Regions from separate parts of the Mus musculus genome. Here region 1 is linked to region 2. A link is a loop called in an ENCODE intact Hi-C map of the cell type or tissue named here. Cell type or tissue: heart. All regions are shown on one strand.

What was found. Hi-C counts contacts between places; a loop is a spot of excess contacts. Peaks named below come from ENCODE experiments on the same cell type or tissue, not always from the same donor. Only the 100,000 strongest peaks of a DNase experiment are listed, where the experiment ranks them.
Region 1: it touches region 2 in a loop (3-fold over the local background); 8 of 42 quality-filtered maps call a loop at or near these places.

Annotation. Positions count from the first base shown.
Region 1 is chr5:102,871,563-102,879,562 of GRCm38, reverse strand. It overlaps Arhgap24 (Rho GTPase activating protein 24), which reads right to left. Exons shown (of 10, transcript NM_029270.2): 6 at 3,736-3,868; 7 at 1,049-1,122. Among named protein-coding and RNA genes, the nearest start is that of Gm30396, 240 kb to the right of the region's middle. In heart, a CTCF peak has its summit at 4,710 (motif pointing right); no DNase peak of the experiment used is centred here.
Region 2 is chr5:102,762,427-102,770,426 of GRCm38, reverse strand. The region is part of intron 3 of Arhgap24 (Rho GTPase activating protein 24); the gene reads right to left. Among named protein-coding and RNA genes, the nearest start is that of Gm30396, 140 kb to the right of the region's middle. In heart, a CTCF peak has its summit at 3,905 (motif pointing right); no DNase peak of the experiment used is centred here; H3K4me3 peaks cover 766 bases; H3K27ac peaks cover 1,426 bases.

The sequences.
Region 1 (8,000 bases), 110 kb before region 2:
CCTATTATAGTCTATTAAAGTCTAAGTTCAAATGTTATGGGAACTAACACGTCAATTCTATTGGGGAAAAACTGCAAGCACATATATCTCACTTTATTATGTATTAAAGAATAAATAGCATAAAATAACTCATTCTTGGGGCAATTTTAGTAGGAAAACTGCTCTGTTTTGAGCATCCACATTGGGTGACTCACAATTTTTCCAGCCCCAGGCTATCCACTGTCTTCTGGTTTCTGCTATTATCTGGCACACATATACATAGAGGGCATTCACGTGTACACAAAATAATTTAGAAAAACAAAGCTTAAAAAAAATCCACTAAGTGTTTGAGGAGAAGAATTTTTATTCTGTAGAGGCTTGTGGTAGACTCACACAAGCCTCTATTTTCCCCTTTTCCTTGAGGAGGACGTAGACCTTCTTTTGCCTAACACAATACCTGGAATGTATTTGAAATTCTTGGATGAAAGTCTTCCTTGCTTTTACACATGTTGGTTAAAACATCCTCTGCATTTGGAGGTGTGAAGTTGACGGTCTTACCTATTTCTGAACACAGCAATCTCTACAAAGGGGTGTGATGGAGGTTTGGAAAGTCCTACTTACTTAAGTCTTCTGTGAATGCCACAGTGCCCAGGATTCTAAACCTCAGAGTGGCTGTGAGGAGTAGCTGGTTTCCAGTGCTTTTTACTCCCAAAAAGGTAGAGAAATTGCACGAAGGTGTAGAAGAAAATAGTCCATGACAGAATCCACATTCCCAAGCTGGATTCCTCAGCCCACATGTGGCTCTTTTAGGAATGTTCCCTGAACAACTTTGATAAAAGTTTGACTGCTTAGAGCAATATATTTTTAATGTGTGGAAACAAGGGGCATTTTAAAGTCACAAAATCAGGCATTCTTAGTGCTTAGGAACTCTGAGATAACCTTGTCAAACTTGCTAATTTTCTGTGAGACCAACGTAGCTTAGGTTGTGTTGTTCATTGCCACCTGTAAATTATCATCAAGCTGAATATAATGCTGTCTGTCTTGGCATTGAGTTTAGGAAAATTCTTACCTGCAAATGTACTTCAGAAGGTTGTAGTTAACCACAGGCAAACTCTTCACTTGTTTCATTAGCTCCTTAACACCCTGAGCACAAACAAGAAGAGACAAACACATGTTATGTTTCGTGTGTTAGTCTTGGAATTAGAGTGAGTCAGAAATAGCCACATGGGCTCTGCTGCTGCTGCAGTTATTTTAATATACTGTACAGTATATTACTTAATATATTGAATCAGTGAACGATCCTGCCCTGCAAATGTTCTACTATCACAACCAGCAGTTTGGACACATTTCCAAAGATGCACCGATACTTTAAGTAGTTCTATAAGTCCAGTCACATATCCCATGATGACATTTCAGTGAAAGACAGTGGCCCAATAGACCATATCATTCAGAGATGCCATGTGGTCACTGTACAATAAACCGGCTGCCTAGAGACACAGTCCTCAGAGCTCTTGTGCAATCTGAAGCTACTATTTTGGAAGCAGTTTTTAAAGTGAAGCTATTTGAACTTTAAAAACTTGGTTTTCGGTTGACTTGAAAACAGACAATAGCTTCATTTGCAATTAAGTTATCTTCAAAAAAACAAACAAACAAAAACAAAAAACCAACACCCCCCCCAAAAAAAAACCAGCATTGATGTAGTGACCATCCTTCACAATTGAACATGCTCAGATCTAGAGAGATATATGCCTGCTGGCAAATACCTCTGCACTGACTTGTCTACATTAGATCATTCAGGAAGAGAAAAATTGGGAGGGCTGATTCGAGAAATTTCACAAAGAATAATTTCTTTGGTTTTGATGATTGTAAAGTGTACTCTAACATATAAAGGACATGGAAAAGTCAGTTGATAAAGGGGTCTGACTTATCCTTCCTTTACATGGTAAGGTATATTTTAGGTTTCACTAGAGAGATGGTCTATGTCACAGCTACACAAGTATTCTCTTGTAGTACAAAGGAGGTTACACTTTGAAAGCACACACTTTCCAACAAACATGGCGGAGATGATTGGATGTCTGTGTGCAGAAGGATGAGGTGGCCCTTCCTCGTGTCATAGGCAAGAACGGACTCCTAACAGCTTGCAGATCTCAACCTGAGCACTGAAGCAAAGCCTTGGGACTAAATGTAGAGCAAATCTGTATGCTCTTCCGGAAACAGACGCTTCTGCAATGGCAGAGGAAGGAAAACGGGTCAGTGAGATTCCACTGAAACGCTACAACAATTGCGGAAGCAATTTTTTTCTTTTTTGATAAAATAGGCATCTGGAAAGTGAAGAGGTAACATATGGAATGGAAGAAACCATTTGCAAATGATTTGTGCCTAAACTGTACTTACAACTCACTAATAATAATAAGACAATTATAGTTGCCTTCCAGACCTGAAGATTCAACCAGCTATAGATTAAAACTACTACAAAAAGCTAGCTACTTCTGTATTGAACATTTCCTAACAGCCCTCAAATTACTATTTGTAAGCCCCTGTGTTGTACTAGTTTCTCTAGAGCTGACCTAAAATATACATTATACATGGGTTATGCAAGTAACACAAAATTTTATGTAAAAGATACAAAACCCACAGGCTTAGCTCTCCTCAGGGACCCCTGGAACCAAGGCCTTTAGGGATTAGGATGTCTGGAATGCAAGTAAAATGTAGTGTGATGTGACTAGATAGTTCTCCAGAGAAAACACAAAAATCATGAAGCAGCAGATAAGAAGATAGTCAGGTGGCCTCTCCTGTGGGAGAGCCTGTGGTACATGAATGTGGTATGTGAAGCTGGGAACAGCACTATCTGCTGGTAAGATTTGAACATCACGTGGGCTCCTAATACAGAGGTTAGTAGCCCAGCCATTCTACCTACCAGATAAGTAAACAAGATCCCTGTAAAATATGTCTAGGCAAACTCGGTGGGTACATGGATATTCATAGGAGCATCATTCGACAGCCAGATAACGGAAGTAAATGATTCTCCCTTGCCTGGTGGATGGATGAAGATGGAATATAATTTGGAATTATAGGAAACAAAATACTGATATATGCTGTGCATAAATGAACTAAGGAGCAGATAGAAGATGGAATCACAAAACAAAGACTACACTGAACACTGAAATGGAAGTGTCTAGAATGGGTAAGTCTATGAGGTAAGAAAATAGATCAGAAGTTTTAAGTGCCAGGAGGAGAAATGGAAGATAATAAGGATGAGGTTTGTTACAGGATAATAAAGATGTAAGTACTCTAATCTTAGATTTTGGTCATTGCTTGCACAACTCAGAGAATATACTCAAAGATACTGCAATATGTACTTTTAACAGTTATATCTCAATTTCTCAAAAAAAAAAAAAGTGTTTTAGCAAAACAAGCAGAGGTACCAGTTGGTACACAGGCCATCTTTTGTGTCATTTATGGGAAGATGGGGTACCTAGGAAACAGGCATCAGCCCTTCCTGGATTAGAAGGCCTGAGACAACAGTGCCATCAGCCATTGGGGAATGGAGAGTGTATTCGTTCAACTCTATCTTCATCTTTAATTGGAAAGAGTCAAATTCAGGAGTGTGGCTGTACATGAAGATCCGATGCGATGTCAACACATAGCACAAGTTAAAACAATTTGAGGATGGGGAAGGGAAGCTTTCAAACTGCAGACAATAAGCCACACCCACAGCCCCAGTCACGTGTTTCCGCAGGCGCGGTATCGACTTACTGCTTCTTCCTCCTTACTGAGCAGCGTGGCGCAGGACAAAAAGTCTTCATACTTTGCATAAGGAACGACGGGCTCTGGAAGTTCTCGGAGATACAATTTCAGCAGGGATGCCACAGTGTGGACGTCGGTGTTGCTGCAGGGACAGAAGTTCGGAGACATTCTTTGGGCATGAGTTTTCATGATGCTATTTATCTTTTCACCATATGTCTACCTAAGAGAATTGCGACAAAGCTGGCAATTGAGTCAGCTGATCGAGTTTTCAGGAAGCACACACTTCTAAGATGCCCAGTAGATGCTACCACAGGACTCAGGAGAGGGACACGGAAGGACGCCAAGCCTTCAGTTTGGCTTGAAAACATTTAAAAGGTCAGGCATTTTTCTAACTTGTGTCGCTGACAAGAAAAAAAAAATGCACCAGTTATGGAAAACAGTAAGAATACATCAGATTGTGAATCCTTACTGCCTGTCTACTCCTATTGTGTTTTATATCAAAGACTTTGGGGCTTAAGAAAGAGGCTTTATTCTAGCCTTCTCGTCATATGCAGATACACAGCAGATACTGCAACCAGAGTGGCCATGATAATAAAAATTGATGACAAACACAGGTAGGTAAGGATGCTGGGAGAGGACCCACTTACTCACTGCTAGCGGGAGTGCAAACTGGTACAGACACTACAGAAATCAGTGTGGAGGATCTTAACAGAACTAGAAAGAGGTTTACCATGTGATCCAGCGATACCGCACTAGGGGATATACCCAGAGGACTCTATATCACACTACAGAGAGAGTTGCTCAGCCAAGTTCTTGCTGTTCTACTCACAATACCCAGGGAATGGAAACAGCCTAGATGTTCAGCTTAGGAATAGATGAGGAAGATGAGCTATATTTACACAATTGGATAGTTTTCCGCTGTTAAGAAACATGCAGTTATGAAGGACGCAAGTAAATAGGTGGAGCTGGAAGCATTGAGAACGTTTGAACAGTAGATGGCGCAAGCACAAAGTAAGATGCAGGAGATGGCCTGTAAATGATTAGAAGCTGCAGGATGGTTCTACTAGCAGATTGTACAGTTCCTGAGTTGTGAACACCCCAGGGAGTAGACATATTTGAGCTGCGAGTAAGGAGGCTGGAGTGGAGCGGGACCAATATTTGATGCCTTCTTTGAGTGAGACTACAGATAACCATCTGGTATGATGACACATATGCACGGCACTTGTTATACAGGAATGATTAAGACAAAAATGGCCAGGTAAATTTGCTCTTCATTCAGTCGGTGACAGGTTGTTAAACCTTTGTTTAAAGCCTAAACCTTAAAGTACAAAACTGTTGTGTGGCCTTCTTAGACCCCAGACACTTTGTAGAGTCAGGGGCTTCTGCATCTTTTGAGCATCCTTGGTTTGGACTTCTCCTTTGCCACAAAATAGGAGAACACAGTCTCATGTGGACAGGTTCCAGAGTGCTTTTCTCTGATTTAACTCAGGAAGCTCTCAGTTACTCTGCCACCGCTACCTGGCTACCTACAGCAGCGGGAGGCTGGGGCTTCTCTGAATACTGTCTTTAAAAAAAAAATCCGGGGGCTGGAGAGATGGCTCAGCGGTTAAGATCACTGGCTGCTCTTCCGAAGGTCCTGAGTTCAAATCCCAGCAACCACATGGTGGCTCACAATCATCCGTAATGAGATCGGATGCCCTCATCTGGTGCATCTAAAGACAGCTACAGTGTACTTAGATATAATAATAAATAAATCTTAAAAAAAAATCCTCTGTACCTCAGTAGTGTACTGACTCTCCAGCCTCAACTCTCTCAATGAAAAAAGTCTCCTGCTGCTCCTAACATTTACTTTAATATGTGCAACCAATTATATATCAATGTCCTGTGCCAACTCTGCAGCATACCTGGATGTACATCTCAGTGCTCCCCAAAGTGAAGTGAGAGGACTTGTCATACAAAATCTATAACAAGAGACTAAACCTCCCCCGCTTAAATGACAACAGGGACATCTGTACACACCCCACCTTCACTGCAGGGCAGCGAGGAGGTTCTGTGACAATATGGTTCCTGAAGTCCCCTGCACAGTCAGAAATTCTTCCTAGTTACTGGCTCCAAGCTAAGCTACCTCAGAGTCAAACTGTTCGGTGGGAGCATCAAATCGTTTGCCAATGTGTCATTATACAAGCTCAGGTTTCTCAGTGGTAGAATCCATGCGGGAATTAAAATAATTAGTCATATCCAATATCTCCAGGGAAAGCAGGAAAGCAGACAGAGATGGTTCAAAGACCCTGGTGGAAGAGCTGTGGGAACAGGGGAAGGTGTGGACAGTCTCCATGGCTGACCGGTACACCTGTCTCATATCCACAGTCCTATGTGGAGAAGCTGTGGACAGTCTCCATGGCTGACCGGTACACCTGTCTCATATCCACAGTCCTACGTGGAGAAGCTGTGGACAGTCTCCATGGCTGACCGGTACACCTGTCTCATATCCACAGTCCTACGTGGAGAAGCTGTGGACAGTCTCCATGGCTGACCGGTACACCTGTCTCATATCCACAGTCCTACGTGGGTTTCGCTTCGCAGTCTGATCTTACTGCATGAAGTACTTCAAGAGCTCACTCGCTCAGGCTTTCTGTGACTGGACTTTCATAGATTCTTGTGGGTCACCCTTCATTAATCATGGGGTCACTTGCTCACTGAATGGTTCCTGAACGTGTGGTGTTCACTGCCTCACGCTGTGGTCTAGAAGGAACAGAGATCAGTAGCACAGACCCTTTTGTCCCCTGTGGGCTTCTGTCCCCAAGTGGACATCACCAACACTTCTGACCAAGCCTCCTCATGTTCTGCCTCAGAACGTTCTCTGTGCATTCTAGCTGACATGGCAGGTGTGTGATTTTAAGGGTGCTCTCTAGACTTCCTGGAGGACGTCTTGCCCTGTTTATATTCTGTGCACAATATAAAACAGTTAGTCATAGAAACCGAGATACAACAGGAATCCTTCTTGCTCAGCCTCTAACCCTGGTCTTTCTTTCCTAAGAAATCTGCATCTGCATGCAACAGCACACACACACACACACACACACACACACACACACACACATTCATATATTCAAATGCCACCATAATTACAAGTTAAATCCTACACAGACAAAAATCTTGTAAGGTTTAAGCCTCAGAATTAGACAAGAGAATGTCTTCAGTCTGGATACTATGTGCAGAATGCAGTATAATCAATCCCTTTTTTAACCCAACATGATGAGTTCCCAAGGTAGCTGCACAGGATGATATTCCAGGTATTGAGAGCTCATCTGCAAGAAGCACAACAGAAGGACCTAAAATACCCTCGAAATTAAGAAATAATAATGTCATGTCCAACAGACCCCGAGAAGACCCAAACGAGACTGAAGACATCCAGCAGCGACACACACAGCCAGTGTCTTTATCTAGACTGTCACATTGTAGAAGTGCTTTGTTCTGCCCCAGTTCAGAGAGACACAGGGAAACCAGTCCTAGAAAATGGGCTGCTTCAAACCAAGCCAAGCATCTATTTGTAAAAGTTTGCCATTTTTCACAAGTATTTTTTATTACATGTCAAAACTGGTGGCTGTCTTTGACAGTGAAACCCAAATCTAGTCACATCGCTTATTGCAAAGCCACACAAGTGTCACCATGAATTCTACACAGAAATTAAAGGAGTCTTTCCCCTGCAGGCAAAGTCCAGACTAGACTGAGTATAACTTGTTCTGATTCAGTTCTGCTGGCTCACTGGTTGTGAGGCAGAGAACTACATCATGACCTGAACAATCCTCTCCCGACAGCCAGACATGGGATGTCGTGGTGCCTAGCATGAAGGTATTTGTAGGTGGGGCTGTGGAGATGTCTTTAGGGGTAGGTGAAAAGTCACCACAAGGGTGGGTCTTTCATCTGTCAGGATGGTGGGTCAGGAGCTAGTCACCTTCCTCCACAGTGCATGTGCTGAGGGAGAACTGTACAATGGAACAGAAAGAAGACTTCACCTGCAAACTGGGGAGAGGGCTACCCCTCAAGGTCAACTGTGCCCCACCACTGACCTTGGACTTCCACACCCAGACTGGGAAAATAAATGTGTGCGTGCACAGCTACCGTTTAAGCATACGAGTGTGCGTGCACAGCTAATTGCCACACTGCTTCCTTCTCTCCGTGTCTAAAATTACATGCATAAGCTTGTGCATCATAGATTTCTTCCTTGTTATGTAAACCACATTAAAAAATTGATAACCTCTTACACAGTTATT
Region 2 (8,000 bases):
GTGGAACCAGGTAACATTTTAGCTTGGGGCTTCCAAACATTTCTGCTAAACCAACAACAGGAGAAACAACCATTTTGATATTGTATGTTACTTGTTGATTGTTTTAAGTAACTTTCATACGAATTGAATTCTAATCAAACATCTTCACCTTATTCATTTTCGAAGTCCACCTCCATGTAAACTAATCCTGAAGAACATAAAGGTGTTTATGTTAATGGTCTTACTCTTTGCACCAGAATCCTACTTAAGTAGCACAGACAAACACATTCCACAGGGTGACAGCATATTTTATTAAAAATGTTTGTTCTTGGCTTCCTTTTTGCTCACCCCAAATTCCCTTAGGAATGACACTGTTCTTTCAATTCGAAGTGCAACATGTGAGGGGGTAGGGTGCTTTGTGGTTCTTTTCTAAGTGCTCCTCAGTTGGTACAGTGCCCTTTCCTAGTCAGCCGTCCTAATTTGCTTCTAATCCTACTTAGACAAAACCTGAATGCTATACTTTCCCTTTTCTGAAGTGTGACTTATGACTGAATATATGCTATATATTTATTTAGTTGCTACAAAACGGTACACCTCCTTCATACACTTTATAGTTTTGGTTTAAGTAGCTAGCATGCTGAAGTGGCTAAGGATTAAGAGCCATCTGTTTACCCAAGCACATGGTTTAGTTCCTGTCATTGGAACTTGGGATGTGTGCTATGTGCCCCACACACTTTCACAAGCTCACACAGTATCTGCGTTATCCAGCAGACACAACACTTGAAGTTGTACAATTTCGATGTCCTCATAAAAACAGCTTACACGCTGTTCAGTTAATGAGAAGCACATCAGAGGACAAGAGCTATTGGGTTTTCTTTTGGTTCTGAGATATTTAAAATCACACAAGCATGTGCTATCATGCACATTCACACAGGAGCACACGCGCCAGCACACACACACACACACCTCACACCCTACAACACACAGATGACCAAGTAGTTTTATGATGATAAGCAAATACATAGAAACCCCACACTACTTCTGTCTAGGAGACTCCACTTTAGAAAGTTTCAGTGCTCCGCATGTGTGTAAACAAAGAATACATCACATCATGAACTTAAAAAAATATTATTTCAGACTTTCACTAAATCAGTTTCACATACCTTTCAGTTAGCACTGAACCTGTACAAGGACAGCTATGACACTTGGTAGCAGTGATTAACAGAAGGATTCAAGGGGACAACACTGAATGACCACGTTGTGGGGAGGAAAAGCAGCTAGCTCCCTGTCGAATCTGTTGCCATGATCCGGACACATACTGTGGAGAGCAGAATGGCCTCTGATGGCAAACAAGGGCGTAAATAAAGCCACGCGCAATCCACGACCTGAATTTGTGGTGATATACGGACCCCCCCAATTATGAAGCACAATCAACAGCAATACCTGGCAATTTGCTTCCAAATTAAAGAAAAACCCCCGCTCTCACCTTGCACACACACTTCAGTGGTCAGTGACAGATGCAGGCTGGGAGAGACAGCAGCTGCTCTGCCCTGAGCGGCTTAGTGAACACTGGAGCCGGCTCAGGTCCCACTTCGTTTGCTCAATGCAGTTTCTCCCATGACTCCATCACCCAGGAATGGAAACCACGTCTCTCTCTCTCTCTCTCTCTCTCTCTCTCTCTCTCTCTCTCTCTCTCTCTGCTTCTGTGGAGTCCCCGGCTATTGAGCCAGGTAAAAAAATGCTGAGTTCTGCAAGGTTACTGCAAGGTGAACACAAGCAGAATGGGCGGGGGCAGGGGGAGGAGGGGCTGAGAAGTAAAGACCCTAAACTCCAGACACCTTGCCTTTGAAGGGAGTCTAAGTCCCATAAATCAGAGCTGGGACAATAGGAGGTCAGAGAACAGTGAAGCTGAGATTCTGAAATGGCATCGGGCCAATCAGCCAACTCAGGGGCATGCTTCAAGCAAGGAGCTCTCCCTCCCTCTCTCTGTCTTGCTCTGGCTATGTGTGTCTCTATCTGTCTCTGTCTCTCTGCCCCTCTCTCTCTCTCTCTCTCTCTCTCTCTCTCTCTCTCTCTCTCTCACACACACACACCACTGGCAGGCAGGCATCCGTGTAGTTACACTAATTAACTAGACACCTCTGTTTTTCAAGCTATATGGGCTTTGATGCTATTTTGTAGGTAACAAAGTTTAAGAGAGATCCAATACAATGAAAACACTGGCCAGAATCAAATAATACTTTTAAGAGAGAAAAAAATATTTCTTTTGTTCCATACTAACTCATAGTAAATCTTTATTTGGGGCACACACTGGAATTATGCAACAATCCCCCATGCTAAAGAAATAGCAATGATGTAGGCTTTTACAACGCTGACAGAATCAATTTAAAATTTCTCATAAAAATTCCTACCATGCCTTTTCAAGAGTGGTCTTGACTTACACACATGTTTTAACCCTGGCAGGCGTCATCCAGGCATTTTTTCTGTAACGTGTGCCTGTATGCTACAGAGTGATGCAAATGTCATAGACGATTCCCAATCGGTGGTTTCAGTTTTTAGCTCTCATATATTCATGTTCTTTACAGCGAGGTAGGAGCGAAATTAGGCCTTTTAAATGTCTTCTGAAACTTACTTACAAGGTTTATTTTCCCACAGGCAAACAATTAGTTACTGAGGTGCATCGAATGAATTAGAGGCGAGCCCCACTCCTTAGATGCTTCCCCTATTCTCTGAATTCTGTTTACCTGCTGTGTATGACTCTCTGAGGCATCAGAATCCTGATGACCAAAGCAGGCATTGGCTGTGAGCTTTGTCTACTTCCTGGGCTGGTGAGGATGAGTGGGAACAATGAGTGGGTCAAAATGCTTTGTATACTGTGGAGTCCTGGGGAAAGGGCACTTAACTTCATTTTTTCCTCCCTCCGATTGCCCTGCTGAGTGTTGTGGCCTGTGAACTGATGGCCATTTTCTAGGACTCCATGCACTCTATGGAGAATGATTGCTTCGAGTGGGCTATAAATAGAGTTAAAGGTCTTATTGAACTGCTGTCCCCTTTGTGGCCAGTCTTGGTGGCAGTCACTGCATGGCCAGAGTGAGTTAATTTTGAGCAACATGACCTCCATCTAGGCTCTGAGGGAGGACGAACCAGACCGGTTGAAACTCTGTTTTGCCCATGTGCAAGACAGGTTTCAGGGTTAACCCGGTATCCTGGTGGACTCCTGTTGGTGGGGGCTGGAGAAGATGGTTAATGAAGGGGAAAGGTTGGAGATGGAATGCCAGGTTCACTGTTGAGTTAAGTCAGTAGCACACCCATCTGAGCATTAATGCTAATGTTCTCACAATGACTTGTGCATTATTTAGAAGTTAGGTTGTGGGAGACACAGAGGAGGGAGGCAGGTAAGAAGCAAGAAAAGAAACAATAATAGAACCCCGTCTGTGTCCAAGAAACACATGGGGCTCGGAGGCTTAAGGAAGGAATGCTACCTCCATTAATTCTCATAATAACCCTAGGAGGTAGCTGCTATTATCCCTTTCAGCGATGAGAATTATTAGCCTGCTCACGGTTAACTAGTGATTAGTGGAGTTTAAATTACAGCCAAGTCCTTCATGACCCTGAGTTCCCATAGCCTGGACAAATCAGTTAACTTATAACTTCCTCAGACAGAGAATAAAGTCTGGTTTTTATGTGGTAAGAAGGCAGAAGTGCAACTTAACAAGAAATGGTCTTCATTGTTTTTACAAGGCAAGTCAAACTTACATGGTGTGCAACAATCTTAAGGAAAATACGCTTTGGTATTTTCCAGCAATGAACTAGTTGCAAGATGCAGAAAATGTGATCTGATTTTTAGGTTTATTTTATTTGCAATTATTTATGTGTAGGTGTGCATGTCTATAGGTAGGCCCATGAATACTGAGTGCAGTTCCCACAGAAGCCATAAGAGGGCACCAGATCTCTTGCAGCTGAGGTTGCAGGTGACTGACTGGCCAGGCAAGACTGCTGGGAAACAAACTTTCTACAAAAGCAGAACTTTCTCTAAACGGGTGAGCCATCTCCTTATTCTTTATCCCATGGGTAAGTTTTGATATTGTGTGTCAATATTCTTTCTGTAGTTTGATATTATGTATTCTTTCTGTAGTTTTAGTAGGGTCCTGTCTATCATCAAATTAACGAAACAAGTTAAGTCATGTTCTCTATAATACAATGGAACTCTCCCTTCAAAACACAACAAATGCATTTTCTTTGCTTGAATGTCTTTAAATTATAAGACCTCCAAGAACCCCTTAAAATGAAACAAGCCCATCTCATCTTGACATACTTGACATACATGTAAGGTGACTATTCATTTATGCCAACTGTAGTGTTAAGGTGAATAGAAGAATCAAATTTTCAGCTCTCTTGGGTCCGAGTATGTTAATGAAATGCCAAGTTTGTTCCCACTGACGTTCACTGAGAAGCTGGAGCAGAGGTCTGAAGTGCAGCCCTTCGTGGGTTGTTCACGTGACTGGCTCAGGGCCAGGGCCAGCTAACGCATGCTCTGTAGTATCTCCCACCAAGCAGCCCCTGCTCCCGACCGGCCCCCAGGCTGCAGGTTGTTTCCACCTTTCATCCGATTTCACACATGTTACAATCTTCTCTGAGGTTGCCTGGTGATACAATGTCTCTGATTTAAAACAAACAACCAAACAAAAAACCCATCTGTAAATAATAGAGCCCAACAGCTTTCATGAAATCAGGCCTCTCAGCCGCCCCCACGTTAACCGAGAAGGCCTTACACTGGAATATCTTGCAAATGCAATCATTATGTTGTTTCAGACACTACAGACAGCAACCACCCTCATCCTCCTTGGTCATTGGCTAAGAACGAAATGATACAATAATGCAAATAAATGTCAAATAGATCACTTGTAGAGGAAAAGAGCAAGCATACAGTTTTTCATTTAAGTTTTTTTCAACTTAAGTTCTGCATTATGGAACAACCCAATGCCCTGTGCCAGGTGCTGGCCTGTGATGCCAGCTTTGGAAGGCAGAGGCAACAGGACCAGGCATTTAAGGGCTTTCTTGGCTACATTCTGAGTTCAAAACCAGCCTGGCTAAAGAAGAACCTGTCTCAAAAAATAAAACCAAACAAACAACCAAGCAAACAAGACAACAACAAAATTACCTGTGACATCTTAACTACCCAGTTAGTAATATCAGTAAAGAACTCTCCCTCTCTGGGCTTTCTGGCATTGCTACCGAACCTAAAATATTCACTTTAGATCTTACTGTGGAGATAGCAGATTTCACTTAAGGGCTGGATTTCTATGTTAATGTGCTGTGAAGCCTATCTTGACATATACAACATACATCAAATGGGAGGAAAAAACCCCTATTTTCTCTACTTCTCTCTAAAATCATTTCCTTCCAAATAAAGAAGGATAAAAAACCTACAGACAGGTTTTTTTTTAATCTAGTTAAATAATCATTTAAATAAAATCCACTGACACAAGTTTTAATTGTTTGCTTTAGAAAATTTAAAATGAATGGTAGGACACTTTGTTTAAACAATTATACTGCTCTGTTTGATACTTTGTTTTACAGACTAGTAACTGCCTAAATGAATTATCATAGCCCAAACCAACAACACTAGCAATAAAGCAACCTCAAAGTCCACGATCACATCCTCTGTGTCTTACTCTTAGAACCGTTACTATTCTCTCTTGTATGAGAGATGCTGATTTTGGAATCACAGGTTGAAAAGCAGCACGAAGGAAACATCAAAAGCCTAAAGGAGAAGGCAGTGGGAGGCCGGGCAGGGAGGGAGATGCACAGCTAACATTGCCTTGTTCTCCTGTGGCCCCTGCCTCACTTTCTCTTTGTGGGAATGTTGCAGCTTCACATGAGCCTTCCAGGGGCTCCAGCCTGAAGTCCTCCATGGCTTCCCACTTGGATAAAGTTGGCCCATGGCTCAGCAAACACTGCAGTTTGGGAAAATCATAAACTGAAAATCCCTGACACATTCAACCTGCTGAGCATCCCAGCTCAGCATCCTGTAGGACATCTGCTCTTCATCCTCTGTGGTCTGTGACTGACCGTGAGATGTGACTCTATGGCTGCCAAACATTGTTAGAGAAGATTGTACTCTGTAGATCTGGTCTTGGAAAGAAAGTGCAAGCCATACTTCAAAGTATGGCTTCTGGGGAACACATAGCTCTGCTGTAACATGATATAATTTAAAAGAAAAGTCTAGAAGTCAAAATGTCCTAAGACAGGGACTACCTATCAAGTGTTTTTAAAATGTTTAAGACTTTAAAATATTTTTATGTTTGTAGACATCATTTCCTGTTTCTCCTTAGTGGTAACTTTTTTCTAGGTGGATAATGTCTATCTCAGTATCTTTTTCTGTCGGAAGAGTAAAGAATCAATGCTACTCTGTTGTTACTGTGGCTTTCCCAGAAGCCACTTTTGACTTGTTTGTAGTTTTGTTCCTGCTTTACAGATCTTTTTGATGTAACCTGGAACAAGAGGGCAGAGAATTTGGGATGGCATACATTTTAGAAAAACAGAAACATTGAAAGATATGAAAAAAAATGGTAGAAAAAGTAGTGAGAAGTGTCAAGGGAAGGAACTTAACTCCTGGCAACTCACAGGCATCCTGAACTCACAGGCATCCTGAACTCACTCACAGGCATCCTGAACTCACAGGCATCCTGAACTCACAGGCATCCTGAACTCACAGGCATCCTGAACTCACAGGCATCCTACTGATCAGGATGGCGGGACATATCTGAAATCTCATAAAAACAAAGCATTACAGTGTAATCCCCCCATTACTTCCACTTACACACACAGGCTATGCCACAACAGGCCATTCTCTCAGAACCCAGGAGACTTGCCCTGGGTGATCGCAGGCCGGCTGCTCTTCCGACTGTGCTGTATCCAGGGCTCTACAAGGAAGCTCATGTGCACAGGGACACAACTCCTGCTCTTTAGCAAGTGGAACCTTGAGGGTCCCTCTCCTAGAGCACAGTGTCCAGTTCTCAATATGCAGGTGTAATCGAGGCTGATTCTTGTCTTTACATTGTAAATTGTACTGTATGTATAGTATGTGTACTATCATGTGTGTTGCATATTTCATGATGTAATAGTGTATCTCTACATATCGTATTAAAACAGTGACTACATTATGATTGGAATTTTGTAATCAATATCTAACAATATAGAAAAATCTAAAATGTTTAACATTTGTTGAAAGCATTTATCTCTAAGAAATGAGACTACGGAAATTTTTTTTGCCATTTGTTTATTTGCCTTTGTAAATGTTCTGCAATGACTTCAATATAGTAAAACATACAAATATCTCTCTCTCTCTCTCTCTCTCTCACACACACACACACACACACACACACACACAAGCACGTGTGTGCGCAGGCACGCACCCATGCACCCACACATGTATGCACATGCAGTGCAGATTTTTAAATGTCTTTCGGCAAAGCAACTGTGTCATGTTTATACTCTGTGGAGTTGGACGAGGTTGGTCTTGAGCACATAACTGCCGTGACGTGTAACACCTGCATCAGATTATCCATGAATATTATTAACAAAATTCTGCACATTGCAGGATTCTAAGAAAGATACAGAACTGCTTGAAGTTCAGTGATTTATTATTTATTTTTTTGTGCATACAAAATGGCACTGGAAACTGAGAGTGTATCTGTACGTGTGTGTCTGCAAACTCCAATCTAGAGAGGATGGATACGGCACAACTGTAAAACATAGTCACTGTATTAAAGTAACTGTCCTTCACTAGAAGGGGAATAGTTATCGGGAGCCCCAACAAGTCTACTATTATCTAAAAGGTACTGCTGTTCTAGAACATTCCAGAAAGACCTGCAAAATGGCAACACAGATTTGCTTGAGGCGTGCAGGCCTGTGGGGAGGTGGCATGGCTGAGTCTACTTCTGATTGATCTGTTGTTTGTGCTTTACAGATTGTTTTTGATGTAACCATTACACATCATGAGCAAACACCAGCCTGTT